Linked DNA regions of Homo sapiens: region 1 is linked to region 2. A link is a loop called in an ENCODE intact Hi-C map of the cell type or tissue named here. Cell type or tissue: HepG2. All regions are shown on one strand. Each heading gives the region's core, and the rest is flanking DNA. Links, peaks and the distances in the headings are about the cores only.

Region 1 (15,763 bases), core at 2,910-10,909, 51 kb after region 2:
GTCTCCTTCTGTCGCCCAGTCTCCCTCTGATGGCCTGCTGGAGTGCAGTGGTGCCGTCTTGGCTCAACACAACCTCTGCCTCTGGGATTCAAGAGATTCTGGTGCCTCAGTCTCCTGAGTAGCTGGGATTACAGGCGTGCACCACCACATCCGGCTAATTTTTGTATTGTTAGTTGAGACAGGGTTTTGCCATGTTGCCCAAGCCAGTGTCCAACTCGTGACCTCAAGTGATCTACCTGCCTCGAACTCCCAAAGTGCTGGGATGACAGGCGTGAGCCACCATGCCAGGCCTAAATATTGTATTTAAAGGAAAATTAAAAAAAAAATACAGCTCAATAGCAAGGCAAAAAAAAGATTGTTTAGAAAAACAATTTTAAAAAATACAAATAAAACTCAATACAGTATAGCAACTATTTAAATAGTATTTGCATTGTATTTGTTATTATAAGTAACCTAAATTTGATTTAAAATCTATGACAGGGGCCAGGCATGGTAGCTCATTCCTGTAATCCCAGCACTTTGGGAGGCCAAGGCACATGGATCACTTGAGGTCAGGAGTTAGAGACCAGCCTGGCTAATATAGCAAAACACCACCTCTACTAAATACAAAAATTAGCTGGGTGTAGTGGCGGGTGCCTGTAATCCCAGTTACTCAGGAGGCTGAGACAGGAGAATTCCTTGAACTCAGGAGGTGGAGGTTGCAGTGAGTCGATTTTGCGCCACTGCACTCCACCCTGGGGACCAAGTGAGACTCCGTCTCCAAAAAAAAAAAAAAAAAAAAAACAGAAAAAAGGATATGGGAGGAGGTACATCTAGTATATGCAAATACTAGGCCTCTTATATAAGGAAGTTGAGCATGCGAGGATATTTCGTGTCCATGCAGCTCTGGGAACCAATCCCCAGCAGATACTGAAGGATGACAGTATGAAGTTTCAGAACAGGCAAAATTAACTTGTTGGATTCATTCACCACTTTCCCATTGCTCATGGCACACTAGTGTCAACCTGAAATAATCAAAAGGATCAGAATCCACCTTAAAGACTTTATTCGAGCAAAAAATTGGAAATAGCCACTTGGGAGACAAAGGCTACAGGAAAATGGGGTCAGTGTTCTAAAGTTAAAAGTTAAGTTTCTTTCTTTCTATTTTTCTTTAATTTTAATTTTATTTATTTATTTTTTTTGGAGACAACATCTCGCCCTGTTGCTGAGGCTAGAGTGCAATGGTGCAATCTTTGCTCACTGCAACCGCCGCCTCCCGGCTTCAAGCGATTCTCCTGCCCCAGCCTCAGCTGGGATTACAGGCACGCTCCAACACACCTGGTTAAGACGGGGTTTCACCATGTTGGCCAGGCTGGTCTCGAACTCCTGACTTCAGATGATCCACCTGCCTCGGCCTCCCAAAGTGCTGGGATTACAGACATGAGCCACTGCGCACGGCCTTATTTTATTTTTTGAGACAGAGTCTTGCTCTGTCGCCCAAGCTGGAGTGCAGTGGCACGATTTTGGCTCACCGAAAACTCCACCCCCGCGTTCAAGTGATTCTCCTGCCTCAGCCTCCCAAGTAGCTGGGATTACAGGCGCCTGCTGCCATGCCCCACTAATTTTTTGTATTTTTAGTAGAGATGGGGTTTTCCCATGTTGGCCAGGCTGGTCTCAAACTCCTGATCTCACGTGATCCTCCTGCCTCAGCCTCCCAAAGTGCTGGGATTACAGGCGTGAGCCACCGCGCCTGGCCAGTTTTTAATTTTTTTTAAGAGATGAGATCTTACTATATTGCCCAGGCTGGTGTCAAACTCCCAGGCCCACAAGATCCTCCTGCCTTGGCCTCCCAAAGTACTGAGATTACAAGCATGAGCCACTGCACCCTGCCTTTAAATTCCTTCTTACAAAGACAGAAGAAAACAAGTTTAGTAGGATTATAACATTTTATATACTAGCCTGGTTTATGAATTACAACAATTTAATTAGTTATAGTTTACTTTTTTTCCCATATGGCTTGTTTTCTTTTTTCTTGCTTTTCTTTTTTTTTTTTTTTTTTTTGAGACGGAGTCTCGCTTCGTCGCCCAGGCGGCTGGAGTGCAGTGGCGCGATCTCGACTCCCTGCAAGCTCCGCCTCCCGGGTTCAAGCCATTCTCCTGTCTCAGTCTCCTGAGTAGCTAGGACTACAGGCGCCTGCCACCGCGCCTGGCTAATTTTTTGTATTTTTAGTAGAAACGGGGTTTCACCATGTTAGCCAAGATGGTCTCGATCTCCTGACCTCGTGATCCGCCTGCCTCGGCCTCCCAAAGTGCTGGGATTACAGGCGTGAGCCACTGCGCCCGGCCGCTTTTCTTTTTTTTTTTTTCTTTAGACAAAGTCTCACTCTGTTGCCCAGGCTGGAATGCACTGGTGCAAACTTGGCTCACTCCAACCTCTGTTTCCCAGGTTCAAGCAATTCTCCTGCCTTAACCTCCCAAGTAGCTGGGACCACAGGTGGTCTGCCACCACACCCAGCAAATATTTGTATTTTCAGTAGAGACGGAGTTTCACCGTATTGGCCAGGCTAGTCTGGAACTCTTGGCCTCAAGTGATCCGCCCACCCTGGCCTCCCAAAGTGTTGGGATTACAGGCATGAGCCACCACTCCCAGCCTGTTTTCTTTTCTTTGTGCTAGTTTTCATTACCTTTCCAATTTAAAAGAATGTACTTAACATTCCATCTTAAGAGGATGTGATAGCCATGAAGTCTTTGTGTGAGAAAAGTAAGAGGGAAGTTAATCTATAATGAAGATTAACTGTGAAGAGGGAAGAGGTCTGCCCTGGCCCTTTTAGTCCTTTGCAGTATTTTAAAAACAATGTAGATAAGGAATAAGAATAATCTATAATCAGAGAAACAAAGTTTCTAGTTGCCTAGGTAACAGCTGCCTGTCACATGATTCAGGCCTTATAATCTCTCTCCTTTAAGGCTCAAAATAATTTACAGTTCCAACATGCTAGATTTTAAATTTATTTTCACAGTAGCTACGCTAGCTTTTTTTTTTTTTTTTTTTTTTTTTTTTTTTTTGAAACAGAGCCTCGTTCTGTCTCCCAGGCTGGAATGCAGTGGCGCGATATCGGCTCACTGCAAGCTCCGCCTCCCGGGTTCACGCCATTCTCCTGCCTCAGCCTCCTGAGTAGCTGGGACTACAGGCGCCCGCCACCACGCCCAGCTAATTTTTTTTTTTTTTGTATTTTTAGTAGAGACGGGGTTTCACCGTATTAGCCAGGATGGTCTCGATCTCCTGACCTCGTGATCTGCCTGCCTCGGCCTCCCAAAGTGCTGGGATTACAGGCGTGAGCCACTGTGCCCGGCCTTTTTTTTTATTTTTTTATTTTTTTGTTCTTTGAAGTTAACAAGTACTTTCCTACCTCAGAGCCTTTTGTTCTGCTATTCCCCCAAAATAGGTTATTCTTTCTTCCCCTTTTAATCTGGATTACTACCCCAATTTAGACATCCTGTTTTTCAAGGAATCTTTCTGGTTAGCTCTCTTGCACTTATTTTTTGTCATAATTATACTAATTATAAATAAGTAATAATTGGTAAGTTTACTTGTTAGGGGCCTATTCCACCTTAGACTGTGAATTCCTTGATGTGCAGGACTATTTACATCTATTTAGTGTTCTACTCCCAACCTCTGTCAGCATTTTTGAAAGTATAGTGGGCGGCCGGGCACAGTGGCTCAAGCCTGTAATCCCACCACTTTGGGAGGCCAAGGCAGGTGGATCACCTGATGTCAGGAGTTCGAGACCAGCCTGGCCAAGACTGTGAAACCCCATCTCTACTAAAAATACAAAAATTAGCCAGGTGTGGTGGTGGGGGCCTGTAATCCCAGCTACTCAGGAGGCTGAGGCAGGAGAATTGCTTGAACCCAGGAAGTGGAGGTTGCAGTGAGCCAAGATTGTGCCACTGCACTCTAACCTGGGCGACAGAGCAAGACTCCATCTCAAAAAAAAAAACTAGCCGGGCGTGGTGGCGGGCACCTGTAATCCCAGCTACTTGGCAGGCTGAGGCAGGAGAATCTCTTGAGCCTGAGAGGCAGAGGTTGCAATGAGCTGAGACATTGCCATGGCACTCCAGCCTGGACAACAGAACAAGATTCCATATCAAAAAAAAAAAAAAAAAAAAAAAGAAAAGAAAAAAAAGAAAATATAGTGGGCAACTAATAAATATTTATGGATTAAGCCAACAGTCAAATGAAAGAATCCATGTTTCCATCTTCTCATTTTCCAAAAATTTGGTGATCTTTGGTCATCTTCTCATAGGGCAACAATTTTATAATATTATTTTCCATATAGAGAATGAAAAGATAGTCTCAATTAGCCAGGCGTGGTGGCACACACCTGTAGTCCCAGCTGCGCAGGAGGCTGAGGCAGGGGAATCCCTTGAATCCAGGAGGCAGAGGTTGCAGTGAGTTCACTGCACTCTAGCCTGGGGGACAGAAGGAGACTCTGTGTCCAAAAAAAAAAAAAAGGAAAGAAAGAAAGAAAAAGAAATACATTGCTATGGTCCAGAAACGGGGGACAACTCAAAGGGGTGGGAGGGGGCGCTTACAGGCTATAGGTGAATTTGAACATTTTCTGGTTAACAATTGGTCGAGTTTGACTAAAGATTTGAGATTGATAGAAAGGGAATGTTCAGGGTAAGATAAAGATTGTGGAGACCAAAGTTCTTTGGAAGTCTTATAGTGACTCCCCTTAGAGACAATAGATGACAAATGTTTTCTGTTCAGATCGTAGTTAATCTCTTTAGCATTGGGAGTGTCTGGAGGAAAAAGATATAGCTACGTTAATAGAGATCCTTTACAGATGCAAATTTCCCCCACAAAGAACAGCTTTGCAGGGCCATTTTAAAATACGCCAAAGAAACATGTTTTGGGGTAAAATACTTTGATTCTGGCCAGGCGCGGTGGCTCACGCCTGTAATACCAGCACTTTGGGAGGCTGAGGCAGGCGGATCATGAGATCAACAGATTGAGACCATCCTGGCCAACATGGTGAAACCCCGTCTCTACTAAAAATAAAAAAGTAAGGCCGGGCCTGGTGCGGCGGCTTACGCCTGTAATCCCAGCACTTTGGGAGGCCGAGGTGGGTGGATCACAAGGTCAGGAGATTGAGACCAGCCTGGCCAACATGGTGAAAACCCGTCTTTACTAAAAATACAAAAATTTGCTGGGCGTGGTGGTGCGTTGCTGTAATCCCAGCTACTTGGGAGGCTGGGGCAGGAGAATCTCTTGAACCAGGGAGTCGGAGGTTGCAGTGAGCTGAGATCGCGCCACTGTACTACAGCCTGGCGACAGAGAGAGACTCTGTCTTAAAGAAAAAACAAAATACAAAGGTTAGCCTGGCGTGGTGGCGGGCACCTGTAATCCCAGCTACTCGGGAGGCTGAGGCAGGAGAATTGCTTGAACCCGGGAGGCAGAAAGGTTGCAGTGAGCCAGGATTGCACCACTGCACTCCAGCCTGGGCGACAGAGGGAAACTCCGTCTCAAAAAATAATAATAATAAATAAAAATAAAAATACTTTTATTCCTTATCTGGTAATTCTATGCCAGAGTCAGGTTGGAAAGTCAGTCAAGATATATAGGGTTAAATAAAACCCATCTGGCTGGGTGGGGTGGCTCACTCCTGTAATCCCAGTACCTTGGGACCTCAAGTGATCTGCCTGCCTCAGCCTCCCAAAGTGCTGGAATTACAGACTTGAGCCACCACGCCCAGCCCTGCTGGTTGATTTTTTTTTTTTTTTTTTTTGTGACAGAGTTCAGCTCTCTTGCTCAGGCTGGAGTGCAGCTGTGCAATCTTGGCTCACTGTAACCTCCATCTCCTAGGTTCAAGTGATCCTCCTGCCTCAGCCTCCCCAGTAGCTGGGACTACAGGCATGCACCACCATGCCTCGTTAATTTTTGTTTTTGTTTTTTTGTTTTTTTTAAATTTTATATTTTTAGAAGAGATGGGGTTTCACCATATTGACCAGGCTGATCCTGAACTTGTGACCTCAAGTGATACGTCCTCCTCTGCCTCCTAAAGTGCTGGAATTACAGGCATGAGCCACTGCGCCCTGCCTTACTAGTTGGTTTCTTTTCTTTCTTTCTTTTTGACATGGAGTCTCACTCTATCACCAGGCTTGAGTGCAGTGGTGTGATCTCTGTTCACTGCACCTCTGCCTCCCAGGTTCAAGCGATTCTTCTGCCTCAGCCTCCCGAGTAGCTGGGATTACAGGCACACGCCACCACACCCAGATACTTTTTGTATTTTTAGTAGAGATGGGGTTTCACCATATTAGCCAGGATGGTCTCCATCTCCTGACCTTGTGATCTGCCCGCTTCAGCTTCCCAAAGTGCTGGGATTACAGGCGTGAGCCACCACGTCCAGCTGATTTCTAACGAAACATCAGAATTATGCTCTGAATAGGAAATGCAGAGGTGGTACAATCCAATATAAAACAATCCCTCTGTTAGCCAGTCAAGCATATATACACAATCTATAATTTATTTAATTGAACAAATATTTATTGAGTACCTATAGGTGCCAGGCACTTAGGATACATGAGTGAACAAAATAAAGATCCTTGCCCCCACAGAGCTTCATTCTTACAGAATGTACATAATAGTCCCTTGCTTCAAGTTAGTGTCAGAGCTCCCAACTCCAAGTACCAAGGAAGTAAGAGTTCGGAAAGAGTTCCTCTATTCTTTTCATATCAGCTTTCCCATTTATCCTTAATGGGCAGTGGTCCATTTAGGACACCTTCATTTAGGTCCATTGAGCTGCCCTACATGGCCACGCCTCTTTTTTCCCACAAATATACAATCTCCCTTTGGGATCTTCTCTTTCTTTTCTCCTCCCTCCATGACAGAGACTTGCACCCTTTCCCTAGGATCCTATCTCTTTTCTACATTTGGCACAGGCTTGAGCCATTCAGCTCTGCTCCACTTTAGATGAGATCGGGAGTGTATCAATCCTATCCATGGTGTATATACAATCAGACTGTTCACATTGAAAAGACTGCCCTTCTCTGTTAATATTCAAAAACAGTCTCTGTCTGTCTCTCTCCCTGCATTTAGTCACATTGCCAAATATCCCTTCTGTTCCCCATGGCATGTGCTAAATACCCCAGAAAGGGAATGGCACACAAGGAGGAATAAGTCTGTCTTGCAACACTAACTGTGACAGACTCAGGGATGCAGATCATGGTCCAGCCATGGAGTTTCTTATGAGTAATAGCTTTCTTTCTTCTTCTTCTTCTTCTTTTTTTTTTTTTTTTTTTTTTGTTGTTGTTTTTTCAGGTGGAGTCTTGCTGTGTCACTCGGGCTGGAGTGCAGTGGTGCAATCTGGGCTCACTGCAACCTCTGCCTCCCAGGTTCAAGCAATTCTGGTGCCTCAGCCTCCCAAGTAGCTGGGATTACAGGCATGCGCCACCACACCCAGCCAATTTTTCTATTTTTAGTAGAAACAGGGTTTCACTATGTTGACCAGGCTGGTCTCCAACTCCTGACCTCAAGTGATTCGCCTGCCTTGTCCTCCCAGTGGGCTGAGATTAGAGGTCTGAGCCACCACACCCAGCTGTATTATTAATTTTGAATCTATAAATATATATTAAAGATTACTTGTTAAAATGTGAACAGTGGGCCTGGGTTGGTGGCTCACGCCTGTAATCCCAGCACTTTGGGAGGCCAAGGGGGGTGGATCTCTTGAGGTCGGGAGTTCGAGACCAGCCTGGCCAACATGGTGAAACCCCGTCTCTACTAAAAATGCAAAATAGCCAGGCTTGGTGGTTTGCACCTGTAATCCCAGCTACTCAGGAGGATGAGGCAGGAGAATCGCTTGAACCCAGGAGGTGGAGGTTGCAGTGAGCTGAGATCATGCCATTGCACTCCGGCTTGGGCAACAAGAGTGAAACTCCATCTCAAAAAAAAAAAAAAGAATTTAAAAAGTCAAACTCTGAAAATTTCATTTAAATAATTAAATGTGATGCTGAGAGAGATTTTATTTTTATTGTGAATGTTGGGTGTGTGTAATATAAAGAACACCGAGTTGGCACTAACTTTAACGGAAATAAAACTTTGGTGGAGATCTTTTGGAGGATATATCTGGTGCATGATTCTTCCTTTCTCTGAAAATTGTTACTCGTTTCCCAATTCATTAATGGTGGTTCACTTCACGTTTTAGACATGACCCTGCACACTTGGCCCCAGTTGATTAAACAAGGCATGCGCATCTGGAGAGGCAAACCATAAATCATCAAAAAAAAATAAGTAAATTATTTTGTATTCTAGATGGTAAGTTCTATGGGAAAAAGAAAAAAGAATTCCATTTGTTGTCCTTGGCATTTCTTATTTGGACTAAGAGATTCTAGTTTAGTCTGAGCTAATCTAAGATGTAGGCTATGTAAACTCAGAAGATGAGAGGTGGCTGGGTGTGGAGGCTCACACCTATAATCCCAGCATTTTGGGAGGCAGAGGCAGGGAGATCAATTGAGTCCAGGAGTTGGCCTGGCCAACATGGTGAAACACTGTCTCTACTAAAAATACAAACAAGGCTGGGCATGGTGGCTCACGCCTGTAATCCGAGCACTTTGGGAGGCCGAGGCAGGCGGATCACGAGGTCAGGAATTCGAGACCAGCCTGGCCAACATAGTGAAACTCCATCACTACTAAAAATACAAAAAATTAGCCGGGGCTTGGTGGCTGGTGCCTGTAATCCCAGCTACTCGGGAGCCTGAGGCAGGAGAATTGCTTGAACCTGGGAGGCAGAGGTTGCAGTGAGCCAAGATCACACCATTGCACTCCAGCCCAGGTGACAGTGAGAGACTCCGTCTCAAAACAAACAAACAAACAAGCAAACAAAAGATGAGAGGTGATTCTCTACTGCATGTCATGTGGACTGAAAAGCAAAGAAGGAGCTCTTTTTAAAGAGCAAAGTATGAAGGGCCGGGTACAGTGGCTCACACCTGTACTCCCAACATTTTGGAAGGCCAAGGCGGGTGGGTCACCTGAGTTCAGGAGTTTGAGACCAGCCTGACTAGCATGGTGAAACCCCATCTCTAGTAAAAATACAAAAATTAGCCTGGCATGATGGCGTATGCCTATAATCGCAGCTACTTGGGAGCCTGAGGCAGGAGAATCACTTGACCGCAGGAGACAGAGATTGCAGTGAGTGGAGATCATGCCATTGCACTCCAGCCTGGGCAACAAGAGTGAAACTCTGTCTCGGAAAAAAAAAAAGAATGAAGGAGATGTTGAGAGGGAAATTAGGAGTAGAATGTATTGCTGATACCATCTTTCAGTTCTTACCTGACTCCTTTCTTGAAGTCTAGCTGTAATTTTACTTGGGTTCCATGAAGCACCCCTGTTATCATTATTATACATATGATGATGATTTTATATATATATATATATACATTTTTTTCCTTGCTTAAGCTAGCTTAAGTTCATTTCCTTTGCTCCTAGAAACCAAAGAGAACTAACAGCAATAATGGCAATAATATGAACAATATTAACAATAGTAGGCTGTGCACGGTGGCTCACGCCTATGATCCCAGCACTTTGGCAGGCCGAGGCAGGCAGATAATGAGGTCAGGAGTTCAAGACCAGCCTGGCCAACATAGTAAAACCCTGTCTCTACTAAAAATACAAAAAATTAGTTGGGTGTGGTGGCAGGCAACTATAATCCCAGCTACTCTGGAGGCTGAGGTAGGAGAATCACTTGAACCCGGGAGGCGGAGGTTGCAGTGAGCCAAGATCGTGCCATTACTCTCCAGCCCAGGCAACAGTATGAGACTCCGTCTTGAAAAAAAAAAGAAAAAGAAAAAGAAAATAGTAGACAACAGTTATTAAGCACATATTATACTCCAGGCACTGTGTTAAGCACTTTTAGGTACTTTATCTCATTGAGATTATAGGTGTGAGCCACTGTGCCCAGCCTATCCTGTGCTTTCTAAGGACTGAAAAAATAACTGATGTATTCTAGAAATATTTCCAAAAGAGTGGAAAGAAAAGGAGTTTTCTGGTTAAGATTTAATTTATCAAATAATTCAATTAACAAGAAACTTCGTGTATCCTGAAAATTATGATATATCTCAGTTATGATTAGAAAGTGAAATTAGTCCTTAAATTTCCTGCAGACTCTGCTTAATTTTCTTTAGTCTCTAGACAAGTCTCTGCATAACTGAACCCTGTAGAGTTTTCCCAAAACAGTATTTATCTAGGTAGCCCACATTCCAAGAACTGTGCAGTTTCTATAATTACTTGGAAAACTTCATAAGGCAAAAGTTGCGCAAATCCTTGGCACATCTCTCAGACAAGTCAAATAGTGTTGGCTACCAGTTCTAATTTGGTTACATTTCCAGTTAAACTAGAAATTTGAAGTTCAAGTACTTAACAATCTGCTGGGTATTATATAACAACTTTTTTTTTTTTTTTTGAGACAGTCTCACTCTGTCCCCCAGGCTGGAGTGCAGTGGCATGATCTTGGCTCACCGCAACCTCTGCCTCCTGGGTTCAAGTGATTCTTCTGCCTCAGCCTCTCAAGTAGCTGAGAATACAGGCGTGAGCCGCTGTGCCCGGCCTATAATGACATTTGATTGGTTATAAATAATAGAAAGTGTTTCTCTTGGCTGGGCTCGGTGGCTCACACCTGTAATGCCAGCACTTTGGGAAGCTGAGACAGGAGGATTGCTGGAGCTCAGGAAGGAGATCAAGGCTGCAGTGAACTGTGATTGCGCCACTGCACTCCAGCCTGGGCAGAGTAAGACTCTTCCTCAAAAAAAGAAAAACAGGTAGGGAGAAAGCAGTGGTTCACGTCTGTAATCCCAGCACTTTGGGAGGCCAACACGGGTGGATCATCTGAGCTCAGGAGTTTGAGACCAGCCTGGGCTACCTAGTGAGACCCTGTCTCTACAAAAAATACAAAAATAAGCCAGGTATCCTAGTGAGTGCCTGTAGTCCCAGCTACTACTCCAAAGGCTGACGTGGGAGGATTGCTTGGATCCTGGGGGTCCGAGCTGCAGTGAGCCGAGATAATGCCACTGCACTCCAACCTGGGTGATAGTGAAACACCATTTCAAAATAACAAAATAAAACAAAACAAAACAAAGTAACTTCCTTGACTTTTGTCCTTTCAATTTTGCACAACCTCGGTTATTCATTATATACTTCCATTTTTTTTTTTTTTTTTGAGATGGAGTCTCGCTCTGTCCCCAGGCTAGAGTGCAGTGGCGCAATCTTAGCTCACTGCAACCTCTGCCTCCTGGGTTCAAGCAATTCTCCTGCCTCAGCCTCACAAGTAGCTGGGACTACAGGCGCGTGCCACCACACCAAGCTAATTTTTGTATTTTTAGTAGAGGTGGGGTTTCACCATGTTGGCCAGGATGGTCTCAATCTCTTGACCGCATGATCTGCTCACCTCGGCCTCCCAAAATGCTGGGATTACAGGCATGAGCCACTGCACCCGGCATTTTTTTTTTTTTTTTTTGAGACGGAGTCTGGCCCTGTTGTCCAGGCTGGAGTGCAGTGGCGCCATCTCGGCTCACTGCAACGTCCTCCTCCGGGTTTCAAGCGATTCTACTGCCTCAGCCTTCCAAGTAGCTGGGACTACAGGCGCACGCCACCACACCTAGCTGATTTCTGTATTTTTAGTATAGATGGGTTTCATCATGTTGGCCAGGCTGGTCTTGAACTTCTGACCTCAGGTAATCCGCCTGCCTAGGCCTCCCAAAGTGCTGGGGTTACAGGCATGAGAGTCTGGGCCCAGCCTATACTTCCATTCTTCTTCTTCTTCTTTTTTTTTTCAGAGACGCAGTTTTGCTCTGTCACCCAGGCTGGAGTGCAGTGGTGTGATCCCGGCTCATTGCAACCTCTGCCTCCTGGGTTCAAGCAATTCTCCTGCCTCAGCCTCCCAAGTAGCTGTAACTACAGGCGCCTGCCATCACATCCGGCTAATTTTTTGTATTTTTAGTAGACACGGGGGTTTCACCATGTTAGCCAGGCTGGTCTTGAACTCCTGACCTCATGATCCGCCCGCCTCAGCCTCCCAATGTGCTGGGATTACAGGTGTGAGCCACCACGTGCAGCCTATACTTCCATTCTTAAACTGCTTTTAAAACTTTAGTTTGGACTTTTGCATAGCTGAAAAATGACAAATCAACACTTGAAGCTAAGGTTTGGTAGAGCTGTCTGCCATACAACAGTTCCATTTTTGCAGTTTTTCCACATTAGTTTCATAATTACTTAAATATTTGCTTGCATATTGTTCTATTGCATAAGAATGTGTGTAAATGGGATGGGCACAGCGGCTCATGCCTGTAATCCCAGCACTTTGGGAGGCTGAGGCAGGTGGATCACCTGAGGTCAGGAGTTCAAGACCAGCCTAACATGATGAAACCCTCTCTCTACTAAAAATACAAAAATTAGGGGGCTGGGTGCGGTGGCTTATGCCTGTAATCCCAGCACTTTGGGAGGCTGAGGTGGGTGGATCACATGGTCAGGAGTTTGAGACCAGCCTGACCAACATGGTGAAACCCCGTCTCTACTAAAAATACAAAAATTACCTGGGCATGGTGGCATGCATCTGTAATCCCAGCTACTCAGGACGCTGAGGCAGGAGAATTGCTTGAACCCAGGAGGAGGTTGCAGTGAGCCAAGATGGCCCCACTGCACTCCAGCCTGGGCAACAGAGTGAGAATCCGTCTGAAAAAAAAAAAAATTAGCCGGGCATGGTGGGGGGCTCCTGTAATCCCAGCTACTTGGGAGACTGAGGCAGGAGAATCGCTTGAACCCGGAAGGCAGAGGTCGCAGTGAGTCAAGATCGTGTCATTGCACTCCAGCCTGGGCAACAAGAGCGAAACTCCATCTCAAAAAGAAAAAAAAAAAAAGAAAAGAAAATGAGAAAATATACGTGGACATAAAGCTGGGAACACTAGCCAGTAGGGACTCCAAAAGGAGAGAGGGAGAGGGAAAAGGGCTGAAAAACTTCCTACTGGGTACTATGTTCGCTGTATGGGTGATGTGATCAATAGAAGCCCAAATCTTATCATTACACAATTTACTCTTATGGCAAACCTGTACATGTACCCCCGAATCCAAAATTTATTATTATTATTATTATTATTACTTTTTTTTTTTTTGAGACAGAGTCTCACTCCGTCGCCCAGGCTGGAGTGCAGTGGTGTGATCTCAGGTCACTGCAAGCTCTGCCTCCCGGGTTCACGCCATTCTCCTGCCTCAGCCTCCCAAGTAGCTGGGACTACAGGCACCCGCCACCAAGCCCGGCTAATTTTTTTGTATTTTTAGTAGGGACAGCGTTTCACCATGTTAGCCAGGGTGGTCTTGATCTCCTGACCTCGTGATCCACCCACCTAGGCCTCCCAAAGTGCTGGGATTACACGCGTGAGCCACCACGCGCGGCCACCTAAAATTTAAAGAAGAGTAAATAAAGAAATTGATTTATGCTCACAAAGTTAACACAATTGAAAAAAAATGTAGAAATCAGGTAAGCTGTTGTTTACAGCTGTATAGATGTTTCACAGTTCTCCTTCAAAAGCAAATGTTTAGGTCAACATGAGAGTGACATTTGTCTCTCAGAGGGTAAATGTTTTTGCTTTCTTATGGCTACCAACTATCCCACTTTAAGACAGTTTTTTTCCTTCTTTTTTTTTGTTTTTGTTTTTGTTTTTGTTTTTGTTTTGAGACAGAGTCTCGTTCTGTCACCCAGGCTGGAGTGCAATGGCGTGATCTCAGGTCACTGCAACCTCCGCCTCCTGGGTTCAAGCGATTCTCCTGCTTCAGCCTCCCGAGTAGCTGGGATTACAGTCACCCGCCACCACACCTGTATAATTTTTGTATTTTTAATAGAGATGGTGTTTCACCATGTTGGCCAGACTGGTCTCAAACTCCTCACCTCATGATCCCCCCACCTTGGCCTCCCAAAGTACTGGGATTACAAGCATGAGCCACCGCACCCAGCCAAAACAATTTTTGCATATGGCTGGTGTATTGGTTTCATAGGACTGCTGTTGCACCACAAACGTGGTGGCTTAAAACAACAGAAACTTACACTTTTACAGTTTCAGAGGCTAGAAGTCCAAAGTCTAGGTGTGAACAAGGCTATATTCGCTTTGAAGCCTCGAGGGAAGAATCCCTGTCTCTTTCTCTGCTTCTGGTGCTTGCTGGTGATCCTTGTAATTCCTTGGCTTGCAGTCATCACTCCAATCATCGCCTCCATCCCTACATGGGACTTCATCCCTGTGTGTCTTCATATCTTCTTATTAAGACACTGCTGGTCAGTGGATTTAGGACCTACCCTAATACAGTATGAGTTTGTTTTAAATAATTACATCTGCAAAGATGCTGCTTCCAAATAAGATCATATTAGGAGGTTCCAGGTGGACATGAATTTTGTGTGTGTGTGTGTGTGTGTGTGTGTGTGTATGTGTGTGTGTGTGTCGTGGGGCACTATTCAACCCAGTACAGGTGGGTTCATGAATCTTGGTTAAGATTTCATAAAGTCCAATCAATTATTCATTCTAAATTAGGTCATATTTGGTGGTTAACATCAGAAATGTACTCAAATTAGCTCAGATAAAAGAGATTTTACATGAAGAAAACAATTTTTTTTTTCTTTTTTGTGACAGAGTCTTGCTCTGTCGCCCAGGCTGGAGTCCAATGGCCTGATCTCAGCTCACTGCAACCTCTGCCTCCTGAGTTCAAGCAATTCTCCTGCCTCAGCCTCCCAAGTAGCTGGGATTACAGGTACCCACCACCATGCTCTGCTAATTTTTTTTTGTTGTTGTTTTTTGAGACAGAGTCTCACTCTGTTGCCCAGGCTGGAGTGCAGTGGCGCAGTCTTGGCTTACTGCAAGCTCCGCCTCCCGGGTTCATGCCAGTCTCCCGTCTCAGCCTCCCGAGTAGCTGGGACTACAGGCACCTGCCACCACGCCCAGCTAATTTTTCGTATTTTTTAGTAGAGATAGGGTTTCATCGTGTTAGCCAGAATGGTCTCGATCTCCTGACCTTGTGATCCGCCCGCCTCAGCCTCCCAAAGTGCTGGGATTACAGGCGTGAGTCACCGCGCCAGGCCTAATTTTTGTATTTTTAGTAGACAGGGCGTTTCACCGTGTTGGCCAGGATGGTCTTGATCTCCTGACCTTGTGATCCACCTGCCTCAGCCTCCCAAATCTCAGCCCGGCCTGAGATTTCGTCTAAAAAAAAAAAAAAATTAGCTGGGTGTTGTGGCATGCACCTGTAATCCCAGCTACTCTGGAGCCTGAAGCAGGAGAATCGCTTAAACCCGGGAGGCGGAGGTTGCAGTGAGCCGAGATCATATCATTGCACTCCAGCCTGAGTGACAGGGTGAGACTCCTTCTCAAAAATAAATAAATAAACAAACAAACAAATAAATAATTAGGGCCGGGCACGGTGGCTCACGCCTGTAATCCCAGCACTTGGGGAGGCTGCGGCGGGCAGATCACCTGAGGTCAGGAGTTCAAGACCAGCCTGGCCAACGTGGCGAAACCCCATCTCTACTAAAAATACAAAAATTAGCCCGGTGTGGTGGCAGGCACCTATAATACCAGCTACTTGGGAGGCTGAGGCAAGAGAATTGCTTGAACCCAGGAGGTGGAGGTTGCACCCAGGAGGTGAGCCGAGATGTGCCATTGCACTCTAGCCTAGGCAACAGAGCAAGACTCAGTCTAAAAAAAAAAAAATTAGCCAGGCATCATGGCACGTACCTGTATTCCCAGCTACTCAAGAGGCT
Region 2 (15,763 bases), core at 4,531-12,530:
TTGGGAGGCTGAGGCAGGCGGATGGGATCACGAGATCAGGAAATTGAGACCATCCTGGCCAATACAGTGAAACCCCGTCTCTACTAAAAATACAAAAAGTAGCTGGGCGTGGTGGCATACACCTATGGTCCCACCTACTCGGGAGGCTGAGGTAAGAGAATCGCTTGAACCGGGGAGGCTGAGGTTGCAGTGGGCCGAGATTGCGGCACTGCACTCCAGCCTGGGCAACAGAGCAAGACTCCATCTCAAAAAAAGAATTATTGACTATCTTGTGGGTGCCACACCTGCTCACATTCTCTTCAGTCTTCCAGTTGGTTTTATTACAATTGGTCTTGTTAGAATTATGTGACAATATATCTAAAATGCCAGATAAATCTGAGGAATGGTAAAATGTCTACTACTTAATACATTAAAATGAATCCTGGCATTTTAGATTAAAAACTTACCTTTAAGGAAAGACTAAAGTTTATATTTTGGGCCGGGCGCAGTGGCTCACGCCTGTAATCCCAGCACTTTGGGAGGCCGAGGCAGGCGGATCACGAGGTCAGGTGATGGAGACCATCCTGGCTAACACGGTGAAACCCCGTCTCTACTAAAAATACAAAAAATTAGCTGGGCGTGGTGGCGGGCGCCTGTAGTCCCAGCTACTCGGGAGGCTGAGGCAGGAGAATGGTGTGAATCCGGGAGGCGGAGCTTGCAGTGAGCCAAGATTGTGTCACTGCACTCCAGCCTGGGCGACAGAGCCAGACACCGTCTCAAAAAAAAAAAGAAAAAAAAAAAAAAAAAGTTTATATTTTGGGAAATGTCTTGGATTTTTGTAAAAAAAAAAAAAAAAACTGCCAAGTCGTCAAAAGTAAACCTTTTATATTTACCTAAGTCCAACTTTGGTCTATGTAACAGCTAAATTCTAAACATGATTGTCTGTGTTTATGTTTAGAACATAGGTATGATTTCCTTCCAACCAAAAATATTAATAATCTATGCCACCTTTGTATTCCTATACTTGGATTATGACTTGAAGCATTCCACTTAATTATTCATGTGTTTATAATCTCCCTTACTAAGTCATCAATGCCTTGAAGTTTCCCATTCAGCCTTGTATTCCTCATTGTCAGACTCCCAGCCTTGTGCAATATAAACACTCCATGAATGTTTACTGAGTGAAAGAATAAGTGAGCATCACTCTATGACAAGACATATGGCAAATCAAGAAAATCTGTGTCAGGATTTTTTCCTCTTCTACATAATGGCTAATGACACTGTTTTCATTCCCAACTAAGAATAGTATTGTTGACCAGGCGCAGTGGCTCACACCTGTAATCCCAGCACTTTGGGAGGCCAAGGCGGGCGGATCACGATGTCAGGAGATGGAGACCAGCCTGGCTAACATGCTGAAACCCCGTTTCTACCAAAAATACAAAAATTAGCTGAGTGTGGTGGCTCTTGCCTGTAGTCCCAGCTACTCAGGAGCCTGAGGCAGGAGAATGGCTTGAATCCGGGAGGTGGAGGTTGCAGTGAGCCAAGATCGTGCCATTGCACTCCAGCCTGGGTGACAGAGTGAGACTCCATCTCAAAAAAAAAAAGAATAGTATTGTTGCAAGAACTTTACTAAAAGAAAGTAGGACCAACATATGCTGGAATTATTGTGTTTTTCCATTTTAAATTTAGTGGAAACCGAATAGTAGATAATATTGCCATTATCTAAAGTAAATAAATATCAATGGGTTTTATCTTTATGTAAGATTTCTTTACCACACTCAACCCAGGGTGCATCAAGCTCTGACCTTGGGAAAATTACTTAAACTCTCAAATACTCAGTTTTCTCATCTCTCAAATAGCATTCATAAAAGCTACATTCTGATTAATTAAAATAATAAATGTACATAAAAGAGGCTTAATAAATAGTAGTTATTACTCACAGATATTAGTGGACTCAATCATAAAGAAAATGTAATTTTCTTAGTGCAATTATTTATCTATAAAAGGTGCCATCCTGGACAACATGGGGAAACTCCATCTCTACAAGAAATACAAAAATTAGCTAGGTGTGGTGGTATGGACCTACAGTCTCAGCTACTTGGGAGGCTGAGGTGGGAGGATCACTTGAGCCCAGGAGGCAGAGGTTGCAGTGAGCTGAGATCGCGCTACTGCACTCCAGCCTGGACAACAAAGTGAGACATTGTCTCAAAAAAAAGAAAAAAAAAAGGCAAGCATAAAGGCTGTTAAAATAATAATAAGGAAACAAATATCCTAAAGGAAGGAATAGGGTACTAAGAAAATCTACCAAAAGAAGATAACTTTTGCAGCCTGGACAACATGGTGAAACTCCATCTCTACAACAAATGCAAAAATTAGCTGGGCATGGTGGCATGTGCCTGTAGTCCCTGTTCCTCAGGAGGCTGAGGTGGGAGGATCACCTGGGTCTGGGAGGTGAAGGCTGCAGTGAGCCAAGATTGCACCACTGCACTCCAGCCTGGACAACAGAGTGAGACACTGTCTCCAAAAAAAAAAGGAAAAGAAAAAAAAGATAACTTCTAAAAATAAATATCAATGGCATTCCAGTCTGAGTGAAAACTTTATGAAAAACCAAATCTGATTGTGTCTCTCTCCTCTCACAAACTTCACAGCTCCTCTAATTTCTACTAGCTTTTCTCAATAGGGATAAATAGTTATGCATTGCTTTTAAACTGAAGGGCTTCTCATTGCACTCTGTTTTTTCTTTGAATAAATTCTCAGAGCTTTTAATATGCCAATGTGCCTAGGAACTCTAAGAAAAGGATATACTAGTAAATATTTCCAAACTTACTTGACCGCAAATCCTTTATTCATAGAGAGTATCCCAGGACATGTGATTTTATATCACATTTTGGAGGAAACACTTGTCTACATATTTGAAGATAAAATCCAAACCCCCTCACCTCTGCTTCCAAATGCTGCCACTCCTGCAAAAATGACCTCAAATAAGCCTGAAATGTAGGTCTCCTGAGAAATGCTCTTGAGAAATTGACCTTTGTTTTACCCAGTTTCTCTGTACATGAATGGACAGGCATGAGGCAGTCTCCAAACTTGACAAGAAAGGGTGGAGATAGGATTGGCAAAAACAGTATTAAAAAAAAAAAGTCTGGATAATGCCAAGGATAGCTTCCTTATTCCCAGGATAATCCTCCTTCTTTGAGTGTGATAGCAACAACAATTCTGTGTCTTCGTGAGAAACTTTACGGGAAGCCATACCTCTTGTCTGTAAGCATGTTGTGGGAGCTCCAGCTTTATGTAACTGTAAGTTTTCTTTTTCTTTTTTTTTAATACGGAGTCTAGCTCTGTTGCCCAGGCTGGAGTGCAGTGGCGCGATCTCTGCTCACTGCAACCTCCACCTCCCGGGTTCAAGCGATTATCCTGCCTCGGCCTCCCAAGTAGTTGGGATTACAGGCGCCTGCTACTACAGCTGACTAATTTTTGTATTTTTAGTAGAGACGGAGTTTCACCATGTTTGTCAGGCTGATCTCCAAACTCCTGACCCCAGGTGATCCACCGACCTCGGCCTCCCAAAGTGCTGGGATTACAGGCATGAGCCACCGCACCCAGCCAAGTTTTCATATCACTTGCCTATCACTTGCCAATAGGGAAACTATACATCCTGTAACCATACCTGCTAACATTCTTCTGTCAGTTATATTACTCCTCTATTTGAGACAATCACACACCTCACAATACATCCTTTCCAGGGATGTTGAACCATTGGCTAACCTAGTCATTCACTTTCATTTGTGTTTACAACCCAACCCAAATGCCCTTTTATCCTGTAAAGCTTTTCTGGATGCCCCAAATAGAACGGTTTATTTATTTATTTATTTTATTTTATTTTTTTTTTTTTTTGAGAGTCACCCAGGCTGGAGGGCCGTGGCATGATCTTGGCTCACTGCAACCTCTGTCTCCCAGGTTCAAGCAATTCTGCCTCAGCCTCCCAAGTAGCTAGGATTACAGGTGTGTACCACCACACCTGGCTAATTTTTTTGTATTTTCATAGAGACAGGGTTTCACCATGTTGGCCAGGCTGGTCTCAAATTCTAGGCTCAAGTGATCCTCCCACCTTGGCCTCCCAAAGAGAATGATTTCTTCTATGCCCACAGCAATGTCTGTGTACTTCTCTTAATTGCAGTGATGATTATTTGTTGGTCTGTATCTTTGCTAAAACTGTGAACTCTCTTCCCCTAGACAAAATATGTATCCACAGTAACTAGAAAACATACCTTACACATTGAAATGTACTAAACTCCTTTTAGGGTACCTTCCTAGCTTACAATTTCCTAGTCAGTTGTACCCTCTTCCCCCAATTCTACAGGACCAGACTCCAGGGTTTTGAAAAATCACTCTACTTCCTTCACCACAGTTAACCAAGAGTGGGTGTTTTAATCCAATTAGTCTCTTCCAGGGAAATTTTAGAATTGGGACAAAGACCATTAGTAAAATCAAAATACAAATAATAAACAAGAAAAAATGCAATTCACATCGGAGACAAAGGGCTGATTTCTCTAATATACAAACATGTAGAAATCAATAAGGAAAAGACTAACGACCCAATAGTAAAAAATGGACACATTATAAAAAAGACTGCTCACAGAAAAAGAAATACAAATTACTCTTAAGCATATTTTTAAATTACATATGTGCAGCATTGTTTGTAATATAGCAAAAGATGGGGGAAAAACCTAAATGCCCACCTACAGGGAACTGGTTAAATGCAGTATGTTAGATGAAAAGAGCAGAATGCCACAATATAAGAGGATGATGTCACTCTAAATGTTCATACTGCACCATCTCCAAGATATATTGCTCACTGTGTGTATGGTATGCTGCCATTAGTGTAAAAAAAATGGAGAGGAGGAAAAGATAGATAAATATAGATAGGTAGGTAGGTAGAAAGATATGATGATGGATGGGATGGATGGGATGGATGGATGGATGGATGGATGGATGGATGGATGGATGGATGGCTTTTATCACATATACATAGAATATCTCAAGAAGAAGATAGAACAAACTGCTCCATTAATTGCTTTTGAGAAAGCAAATGGTGGCTAGAGGAAAGAGGATGAAGAGACTTTTCACTGAACCAATTTTATATATTTATTTATTTTTCATGACAGGATCTTGCTCTATTGCCCAAACTAGAGTGCAGTGGCACGATGTCAGCTCATTACAGCCTAACTTCTAGGGCTCAAGCTATCCTCCTGCCTCAGCCTCCCAAGTAGCCAGGACTACAAACACAAACCACCATGCCAGGCTAATGTACCAATTTTTTTTTTTTTTTTTTTTGAGGCAGTATCACTGTGTCGCTCAGGCTGGAGAGCAGTGGCGCAATCTCGGCTCACTGCAACCTCCACCTCCTGGGTTCAAGGGATTTTCCTGTCTCAGCCTCCCGAGTAGCTGGGATTACAGATGTGCACCATCACGCCCAGCTAATTTTTGTATTTTTAGTAGAGACAGGGTTTCAATATGTTGGCCAGGCTAGTCTCGAACTCCTGACCTCAGGTGACCCACCTGCCTCGGCCTCCCAAATTGCTGGGATTACAGGCGTGATCCACTGCACCCGCCCTTTTTTTTTTTTTTTGAGACGGAGTCTCGCTGCGTGATTCTCCTGCCTCAGCCTCCCGAGTAGTTAGGATTACAGGCACACGCCACTACACCAAGCTGATTTTTTTTTTTTTTAACAGAGTCACGCTCTGTCACCCAGGCTGGAGTGCAATGGCACGTCTCGGCTCACTGCAACCTCTACCTCCTAGGTTCAAGCGATTCTCCCTGCCTCAGCCTCCAGAGTAGCTGGGATTACAGGTGCCTGCCACCATGCCAGGCTAATTTTTGTTTTGCTTTGTTTTGTTTTGTTTTTTGAGACAGAGTTTTGCTCTTGTTGCCCAGGCTGGAGTGCAATGGCACGATCTTGCCTCATTGCAACCTCCACCTCCCATGCTCAAGCGATTCTCCTGCCTCCCAAGTAGCTGGGATTACAGACATGCGCCACCACGCCTGACTAATTTTGTATTTTTAGTAGAGACAGGGTTTCTCCATGTTGGCCAGGCTGGTCTCGAACTCCTGACCTCAGGTGATCCGCCCACCTCAGCCTCCCAAAGTGCTGGGATTACAGTCATGAGCCACTGCGCCCGGCCCTAATTTTTGTATTTTTAGTATAGAACAGGGTTTCACCATGTTGCCCAGGCTGGTCTTAAACTCCTGACCTCAAGTGATCTGCCCACCTTGGCCTCCCAAAGTGCTGAGATTATAGGCGTGAGCCACCACGCCAAGCCCCAATTTTTTTTTTTTTTTTTTTTAATTTGTGACAGAGTCTCACTTTGTTGCCCAGGCTGGAGTGCAGTAGTGCAATCTAATCTCACCTTGCAACCTCCACCTCCCAGGTTCAACCCCTCCTGGGTTCAAGTGATTCTCCTGCCTCAGCCTCCTGAGTAGCTCGAATTACAGGCACGCACCACCACACCCAGCTAATTTTGGTATTTTTAGTAGAGATGAGGTCTCACCATATTGACCAGGCTGGTCTCGAACCCATGACCTCAAGTGATCAGCCTGCCACGGCCTCCCACAAGTGCTGGGATTACAAGCATGAGCCACTGTGCCTGGTCTTAAAAAAAAAAGAAAAGAAAGAAGAAAATTTTAATTAGCTGGGCACGGTGGTGTGTGCCTGTAGTTCCAGCTGCTTTGGAGGCTGAGGTGAGAGGATGGCTTGAGCATCCAGCCTGGGCAACAGAGCAAGACCCCATCTCTTAAAAAAAAAATCTATTTGCTGTGTAAAAATAAATAGCATTTAAGTAAAAATATAAAAGATTTGCGATTCTCAGTTTCTTTGTGCTGCTGAGCTTGTATAGGATTAACTCAGGAGTTGGAGGCAGCTATATTCTACGTCAGGCCAGGGTAGCAGAGGAAGCTGCTCGAGAGAGAAGAAACAAGCAGAGAAGAGATATTGGAGAGATGGAGAGAAGATAATGTCTGGGCTCTCAACAACTTGTTTTTGGCCTTTCCTGGGGCCAGCTACATCTCTCTCCTTGGTTTCTTCGAAACATCCCTATATTCTTATAATAAATCTCTCCTTTTTTGGCCTAAGCTAACTTGAGTTGTTTCTTGATAGTTGCATCCAAAGAAATCTCACTGTCATAGCAGGTTTTCTTTTTTGTTTTTGTTTGTTTGTTTGTGACAGGGTCTCGCTCTGTCACCGGGGCTGGAATGCAGTGGCGTGATCTCGGCTCACTGCAACCTCCCACCCCTAGGTCAAGCGATTTTCTTGCCTCAGCCTCCCAAGTAGTTGGGATTACAGGCATGCACCATCAGGCTCGGCTAATTTTTGTATTTTTAGTAGAGATGGGTTTTTGACATGTTGGCTAGGCTGGTCTTGAACTCCTGACCTCAACTGATCCACGTGCCTTGGCCTCCCAAAGTGTTAGGATTACAGGCGTGAGCCACTGCGCCTGACCTCATAGTAATTTTTCTGTAAATGCTTGTTAAAAGGAAATGTAAAGTTCTTTGTAATGAAATTATTTAGGTTCTCAAAATTTGATTGTACTTTAAAAAAAAAAATCTCCTAAATTGAGGGAGGCCAGCTCCAGAGGTGTCGTTAAAGACATTCACCCTAAGCTAAGGTGGTGTTTGTTCATGGAAAATATGAGCTGGGCCTGGGGCCAAGTAACACATTCCACCCACTAGACTTTCCTCTCAGTCCCTGCCTAAGAAGTTAGACTTTTCAATGTTTGGTGATGACCTGCCTGAAAGATAAATGCTGAATGTTGCTAAATAGAATGGAGTTTGAGGAGTGTGAGACATTTTTGTTTGGTTTGGTCTGGTTTCTGTTTTGAAAGGAAAGGCGTTAGGGCCAGGGCAAGAGCACCAATCCCAGGGTAAAGAGTCCTTGTGATAATTATTTTAGTACATTCAAATATGGGTTTCCATTCTAGCTAATTCTGCAAGACTCAAAAAAAAAAGAAAAAAGAAAAAGGAAAAAAGATATATGTTTCCAAGTTCTAGGACTACTTAAACCTTTGAGGCTAATACCTTTCTGAAGGCAAAGTCCATTTCTCTGTCAGTGTTTTCAACGCTATAGATAGTACTATCCTCTTACTATTTATTTTATATTATTATTCCCAGTACTGAACAGACGGAAAGTACTTAGGAAAATCCTCAAAGTCCCAGAATGGTATTCATAAGGCAACTCCTAGAGTTCAATAGCCTGCAAATGAAGTTAAATATATTAAATATATTTTATATAAGCATGATATCATAATGCTCCAAAAATATCATACACTCCAAAAAATGACAGAATGGCAGCAAAAAAAGCTGCATATATGTTTATGCTTTTTTTTTTTTTTTTTTTTGAGACAGTCTCACTCTGTCTCCTGGACTGGAGACTGGCATGATCACAGCTTATTGCAGCCTCAAACTCCCTGGGCTCAGGTGATCCTCCCACCTCAGCCTCCTAATAGGTGGGACCACAGGCATGTGCCACCATACTCAGCTAATAATTATATTTTTTGTAGACACAGGGTTTTGCCGTGCTCCCTAGGCTGGTCTCAAACTCCTGAGCTCAAGCAATCTGCCTGCCACAGCCTCCCAAATTGCTGAGATTACAGGCGTGAGCCACTGTGTTCGGCCTGTTCACACATTTTTTATGTAAGATGAATTTAAACTGGATGATAAAATTGTCTCTCATGTGAAATAAGTCAGAATAATTGCATTATAAATACTAAGGTTAAAAAAGCGTAATTTATTTCTATCATTGAAATACCATTGAAAAATTGAATAACATTATTTAAATACCAGGAACCAACCATACCATTCAAGCAATATTTCTTGAAAATTCATTAGGGATATCATAAAAGTATAAGACATGGCCCCTGTCCTTAAGGAGCTTTGTTATAATTTATGTGAGGTAAGACAGATACAAAGCATCATCATTGTTATTTTTACTAACAGAAGTAGTATGGTGAAGTGGAAAATAATACAGGCTTTTAAATCTTAGGTGTAGATCCATATTTTTAGTTCTGCCATCCCATTAATGTATGATCTCTGCAAAGATACTTAACTGCTCCTAGGCTCAATTTCTTTAATTCTACAGTGGGGATAAGGATGCTAATTTTTTTGTTTGTTTTTTGTTTTAGAAAGGGTCTCACTCTTTTGCCCAGGCTGGGGTGCACTGGCACTATCTCGGCTCACTGCAACCTCTGCCTCTGGAACTCGAAGGATCATCCCACCTCAGCCTCCCAGGTATCAGGGACTACAGGCACATGCCACCATGCCCGGCTAACTTTTGTATTTTTGGTAGAGACGGGGTTTTGCCATGTTGCCCAGGCTGGTCTCAAACTCCTGAGCTCAAGTGATCCACCTGCCTCGGCCTCCCAAAATACTGGGATTACAGGTGTGAGCCACCGCACCCAGCCAGGATGCTAAATTTAAAGGACTGGTTTTTAGCCAGGCTTGGTGTCAAGAGCCTGTAATCCCAGCTACTCGGGAAACTGAGACAGGATAATTGCTTGAACTTGGGAGGTGGAAGTTGCAGTGAGCCAAGATCGCGCCACTGTACTCCAGCCTGGGTGACAGAGTGACAGCCTGTCTAAAAAAAAGAAAAAAGAAAAAAAAAGAACATGTTTTGTTTTGTTTAGTTTTCTTTAGAGATGGGGATCTCACTATGTTGCCCAGGCTGGTCTATGAACTCCTGGGCCCAAGCGATCTTCCCTCATCAGCCTCCCAAAATGGTGGGATTACAGGCCTGAGACACTGTGCCCGGCCAGGACAGTTGCAAGAATTAAATTGCATTATAGATGCAAATACCTAAGTAAACGCTCGATATGTGTCAGGTGTTCGAAAAATACTAGTTTATTCTCCATCTGAATTGAAGGGATTGAATATTTTCTAACTCGTTTCTACTTATTGATAAATAATAGTTTTATTATTGGTGAATTTTAAAATTGAAGTTAGCTAAAACTGCAATCATTTTAACAACCAAAACTTTAATTTTCTCAACACTAAAACTCAATTCCGCGCCAGGCCTGCCAGACACCTGCGCCCTCCTGCAGCCACCGCCACAGCTGCCAGCATGTCTGGCCCAGACATCAAGACGCCGACCGCCATCCAGATCTGCCGGATTATGCGGACGCTAATGTGGCCCGCAATGTCTAGGCGGGACCATCCTGAAGATGATCAAAGAGGCGGGCGCCATCATCAGCACCCGGCATTGCAATCCGCAGAACGGGGATCGCTGTGTGGCCGCTCTGGCTCGGGTCGAGTGCACCCACTTCCTGTGGCCCATGTGCATCGGTGAGGTGGCCCACGTCAGCGCGGAGATCACCTACACCTCCAAGCACTCTGTGGAGGTGCAGGTCAACATGATGTCCGAAAACATCCTCACAGGTGCCAAAAAGCTGACCAATAAGGCCACCCTCTGGTATGCGCCCCTGTCGCTGACGAACGTGGACAAGGTCCTCGAAGAGCCTCCTGTTGTGTATTTCCGGCAGGAGCAGGAGGAGGAGGGCCAGAAGCGGTACAAAACCCAGAAGCTGGAGCGCATGGAGACCAACTGGAGGAACGGGGACATCGTCCAGCCAGTCCTCAACCCAGAGCCGAACACTGTCAGCTACAGCCAGTCCAGCTTGATCCACCTGGTGGGGCCTTCAGACTGTACCCTGCACAGCTTCGTGCATGAAGGGGTGACCATGAAGGTCATGGACGAGGTCGCCGGGATCTTGGCTGCACGCCACTGCAAGACCAACCTCGTCACAGCCTCCATGGAGGCCATTAATTTTGACAACAAGATCAGAAAAGGCTGCATCAAGACCATCTCCGGACGCATGACCTTCACGAGCAATAAGTCCGTAGAGATCGAGGTCTTGGTGGATGCCGACTGTGTTGTGGACAGCTCTCAGAAGCGCTACAGGGCCGCCAGTGTCTTCACCTAAGTGTCGCTGAGCCAGGAAGGCAGGTCGCTGCCCATGCCCCAGCTCGTGCCGGAGACCCAGGACGAGAAGGGCTTTGAGGCCTGGCTCGGTGGCTCACGCCTATAATCCCAGCACTTTAGGATGCTGAGGCAGGCGGATCACTTGACGTCAGGAGTTCAAGACCAGCCTAGCCAACATGGCAAAACCCCATCTCTACTAAAAATACAAAACTTAACTGGGCGTGGTGGCAGGCGCCTATAATCCCAGCTACTCAGGAGGCTGAGGCAGGACAATCTCTTGAACCTGGGAGGCAGAGGTTGCAGTGAGCCAAGATCATGCCACTGCTCTCCAGCCTGGGCAACAAGAGCAAAACTCCGTCTCAAAAAAAAAAAAAAAAAAAAAAAAAAAAAAAAAAAACTAGAACTCAAATATCCAGGATTTTTAATCAGGTAACTAATGTAGATAAGGGGGAAAAAACTAAGAATATACTGATTTATGCCAGGCGCGATGGCTCACGCCTGTAATCCCAGCTCTCAGGGAAGCAGAGGTGGGAGGATAGCTTGAACCCAGGAGTTCAAGACCTGACTGGGCGATATAGTGAGACCCCGTTCTCCACAAAAAGGAAGAAAAAAAAAGACAAAAAAAAAAATAAGCGTAAGAATATACTGATTTACCTGGAAAAATGTTATTTGTAATCCCAACTTGCTCTCTGAATGTAATAATATCACGTAACATCAGTGACTTTTGTTTTGTTTTGTTTTTTGAGGCAGACTTTCGGTCTTGTTGCCCAGGCTGGAGTGCAGTGGCATGATCTCAACTCACTGCAACCTCCGCCTCTCAGGTTCAAGCAATTCTCCTGCCTCAGACTCCCCAGTAGCTGGGATTACAGGCTTCTACCACCATGCCTGACTAATTTTTTGTATTTTTAGTAGAGATGGGGTTTCATCACGTTGGTCAGGGTGGTCTCAAACTCCTGACCTCAGGTATTCCACCTGCCTCAGTCTGCCAAAGTGCTGGGATTACAGGCGTGAGCCATCACACCTGGCCAGCGACTTTTTAATATATAAAACCATGCCTTGGGCTGGGCTCGGTGGCTCACCCTGTAATCCCAGCACTTTGGGAGGCTGAGGCGGGTGGATCACCTGAGGTCAGGAGTTCGAGACCAGTCTGACCAACATGGTGAAAACCCTGTCTCTACTACAAATACAAAAATTAGCCATGCATGGTGGTGTGCGCCTGTAGTCTCAGCTACTCAAGAGACTGAGGCAGGAGAATCCCTTGAACCCGGGAGGCAGAGGTTGCAGTGAGCCGAGATTGAGCCACTGCACTCCAGCCTCAGCAACAGAGCTAGACTCCGTCTCAAAACAACAACAACAAAAACTTGTTCCAAATCAGAAATCAATCATAATTTATAGCATAATGTCATTGGGTTTTCTCATTTTTCTTTTGGCTAAGTACAAAATATAGGAGGATTTGGGCCCGGTGCAGTGGCTCACACCTGTAATCCCAGCACTTTGGGAGTCCGAGGTGGGCAGATCACTTGACGTCAGGAGTTTGGGACCAGCCTGGCCAACACGGTGAAACCCTGTCTCTACTAGAAATACAAAAATTAGCTGGGCATGGTAGAGTGTACATGTAACCTCAGCTATTTAGGAGGCTGAAGCAGGAGAATCGCTTGAACCCGGGAGGCGGAGGTTGCAGTGAGCAGAGATCGCACCATTAGGAGGCTGGAGTGTAGTGCCAATATCTCAGCTCACTCCAGTTTAAGCCTCCTGGGCTCAAGGATTCTCCCACCTCAGCCTTCCGAGTAACTGGGATCAAAGGCACATAGCACCACACCAAGCCAGTTTTTAAATTTTTTGTAGACAAGGATATGGGGTCTCACTATATTGCCTTGGCTGGTCTCCAACTCCTGGGCTCAAAGGATCCTACAGCAGCAGCCTCCCAAAGTGCTGGGATTACAGGCTTGAGCCACCGCACCCAGCCTCAATTTTTTTCTTCTGATTTTAAAGGAAATTGAAACATTTTCATGGACCCTAGGCACTATGGGTATAATTGACCCTAGGCACTGCCTGCTGTGCCTAATGAAGAAGTTGGCCCTGGACAACACTGAACACACTGGACCAAGTAATGCTTAAATCCCAAAGGAAGTGTGTACTCTTGAGGGAAATGAGAGGAAATGAGGCAAGCATACCTAAGTTGTTCTTCCTGATTTACCAATCAGATGAGTTACTCTCTGCCTTGGATTACAATGGATAAAGGGAAAGCAAGGAGTGCATCACTCCAGCTCAACTCACATGAAAGAAAATCGCGGTAGAGAAAAAGCAACCCTCTCTGAGCAATTCTATTCTTAAGGCTGAAATGATTGCATTCGGTTATCGTAATTAGATAACACTGGTCTTTTATGATTACCGAGCTAATTCTTCTTGCTCCAGATTCCTGTTTACCAGAAAATCTGAGGATAACTAGGCTTCCCATGTAGATTATCCTGCAAGGAAAGAATATCTCAAGCAGGCCAGGTGTGGTGTCTCACGCCTGTAATCCCAGCACTTTGGGAGGCCCAGGCGGGTGGTTCACTTGAGACCAGGAGTTCGAGACCAGCCTGGGCAGCATGGCAAAATCTCATCTTTACCAAAAATACAAAACATTAGCTGGGTATGGTGGCTTGCGCCTGTAGACCCAGCTACTCAGGAGTCTGAGGTGGGAGGATGGCTTGAGCCCAGGAGGTAGAGGTTGCAGTGAGCTGAGATCGTATTGCACTCCAGCCTGAGTGACAGAGTGAGACCCTGTCTCAAAAACAAAACAAAAAATCTCAAGCGGCTGATAAATATACAATCTGAATATACAATCTGCTGTCTGGTTACATTTCTTATTATGAGGTAGCAAATTAACATTCTGGTTTATATATTCTCACAAAAGACTGGTTGGCATGAGAATCCATGGATTCATTTAACTCATTCATATAACTGACTTGACCATGTTATTAAACTGGAAATGTTGAGGTTCAAATTCTAAACCATAAAGGCTTAATCCAAGGTACTATAACCTAGCCAGCAAGTTTGTATTAGCTGCAATTCAATTTTCCCATTTTCTAACTACAACACACTCCCCAGTCCTCACACCTTTCTTATAATCCTATGTCCTCAAATTAGCTGAGTGGGGGAATCCGAGGGCACAAAAAAGGAGGAAACATTCCAGCAAAATGTTTCTGATTTTTTCTTTCTTTTTTTTTTTTTTTTTGAGATAGAGTCTAGCTCTGTCACCCAGGCTGGAGTACAGTCGCACGATCTCGACTCACTGCAACCTCCGCCTCCTGGGTTCAAGCAATTCTTCTGCCTCAGCCTCCCAAGTAGCTGGGACTACAGGCACGCACCACCATGCCCAGCTAAATTTTGTATTTTTCGTACAGATGAGGTTTCACCATATTGGCCAGGCTGGTCTCGAACTCCTGACCCTGTGATCCGCCCTCCTTGGCCTCCCAAAGTGCTGGGATTACAGGCATGAGCCACCATGCCTGGCCGTCTAATTTTTCCTGTTTTCTTTTCTCTCTCTCTCTCTCCTTTTTTTTTTTTTTGATGGAGACAGGGTCACTGCAGCCTAGACCTCCAGGACTCCCACTCCCTCCAGGATTCTCTCACCTCAGCCTCCCGATTAGTTCATGCCACCATGCCCAGCTAATTTTTTTTTTTTTTTTAGATGAAGTTTCACTCTTGTTGCCCAGGCTGGAGTGCAATGGCACAACCTCAGCTCACTACAACGTCCGCCTCCTGGGTTCAAGTGATGCTCCTGTCTCAGCCTCCCAAGTAGCTGGGATTACAGGTGCCCGCCACCACACCCAGCTTATTTTTGTATTCTTAGTAGAGACAGGGTTTCACCATGTTGGCCAGACTGGTCTTGAACTCTTGACCTCAGGTGATCCACCGGCCTCAGCCTCCCAAAGTGCTAGGATTACAGGCGTGAGCCACCATGCCCGGCCGTGAATTATTATTTTCTTCCGGGTCTATCGAATGTCAAGGAATTTTTAATGCATGACTGTTCTCCATGGCTCATAATTAAAGAAGGGTTAGTCATTAGCAGCTGGTTCTGTGTAAAGCAAGTCATATCCTTTATGACAAATTATCTCTTGGAAATTTTCATTTAGTCTTAACCACCTCCATGGCCAGACAAGATGTCATCTTGGATCAAGATACGGAAGAACTGGTGACACAACAAAGTTTGTAATGGAGCATGTCAATAGTTATACTCTTTCATCAAACATGTGTTCAGAGCCAGTGAAGTGCTGGTCAGCCTAACAGAATTGGAGGCAGGAAAGTATGATTTAGCTGTGTGCCCAGAAAGAAAATGAAACAGATTTGGCTGAATACTTATTAATCTCTGCCTCAACAACTAGGATTATATTCCCATTTCATAGGAAATGGAGGCACTGAGAGAATGAGTAACAAGCCTAAGGCCACATAGGTAGAAAAAATGATATAATCATAATGTAGTTGTGTTTCAAACTCAGTCCTGTTCAGTTCAATAAACATTTGTCCAGTCCTCATTCTATGATATGTCCTGTGAATTGGCATTGAGAATGCAGCCATGAACCCCATTGAAGAACTTTATCAGCTTCCAGCCACCAAGACAGAAAACCCATCTACAGGACCACTCATGCCTTCTGCCAGCCTTCTTGGTACCATGGGAGAGGTATAGCTCCTCCTAACTAAGGCTACTCTTTCCCCTGTGTTTTATTTATTTATTTTATTTTTATTTTATTTTATTTTACTGAGACAGGGTCTTGCTTTGTCTCCCAGGCTGGAGTGCAGTGATGTGATCTCGGCTCACTGCAACCTCCGCCT

Evidence for each region. Hi-C counts contacts between places; a loop is a spot of excess contacts. Peaks named below come from ENCODE experiments on the same cell type or tissue, not always from the same donor. Only the 100,000 strongest peaks of a DNase experiment are listed, where the experiment ranks them.
Region 1: it touches region 2 in a loop (2.9-fold over the local background); 6 of 110 quality-filtered maps call a loop at or near these places.

What each region holds. Positions count from the first base shown.
Region 1 is chr4:39,986,004-40,001,766 of GRCh38, reverse strand. No RefSeq gene overlaps it. Among named protein-coding and RNA genes, the nearest start is that of PDS5A, 16 kb to the right of the region's middle. RefSeq lists enhancers at 247-760, 761-1,276, 1,277-1,790, 2,428-2,932, 11,105-11,802. In HepG2, for the core only: no CTCF peak of the experiment used is centred there; no DNase peak of the experiment used is centred there; H3K4me3 peaks cover 172 bases.
Region 2 is chr4:40,038,460-40,054,222 of GRCh38, reverse strand. It overlaps the pseudogene LOC344967. Among named protein-coding and RNA genes, the nearest start is that of N4BP2, 11 kb to the left of the region's middle. In HepG2, for the core only: no CTCF peak of the experiment used is centred there; a DNase peak (open chromatin) is centred at 7,732; H3K4me3 peaks cover 411 bases.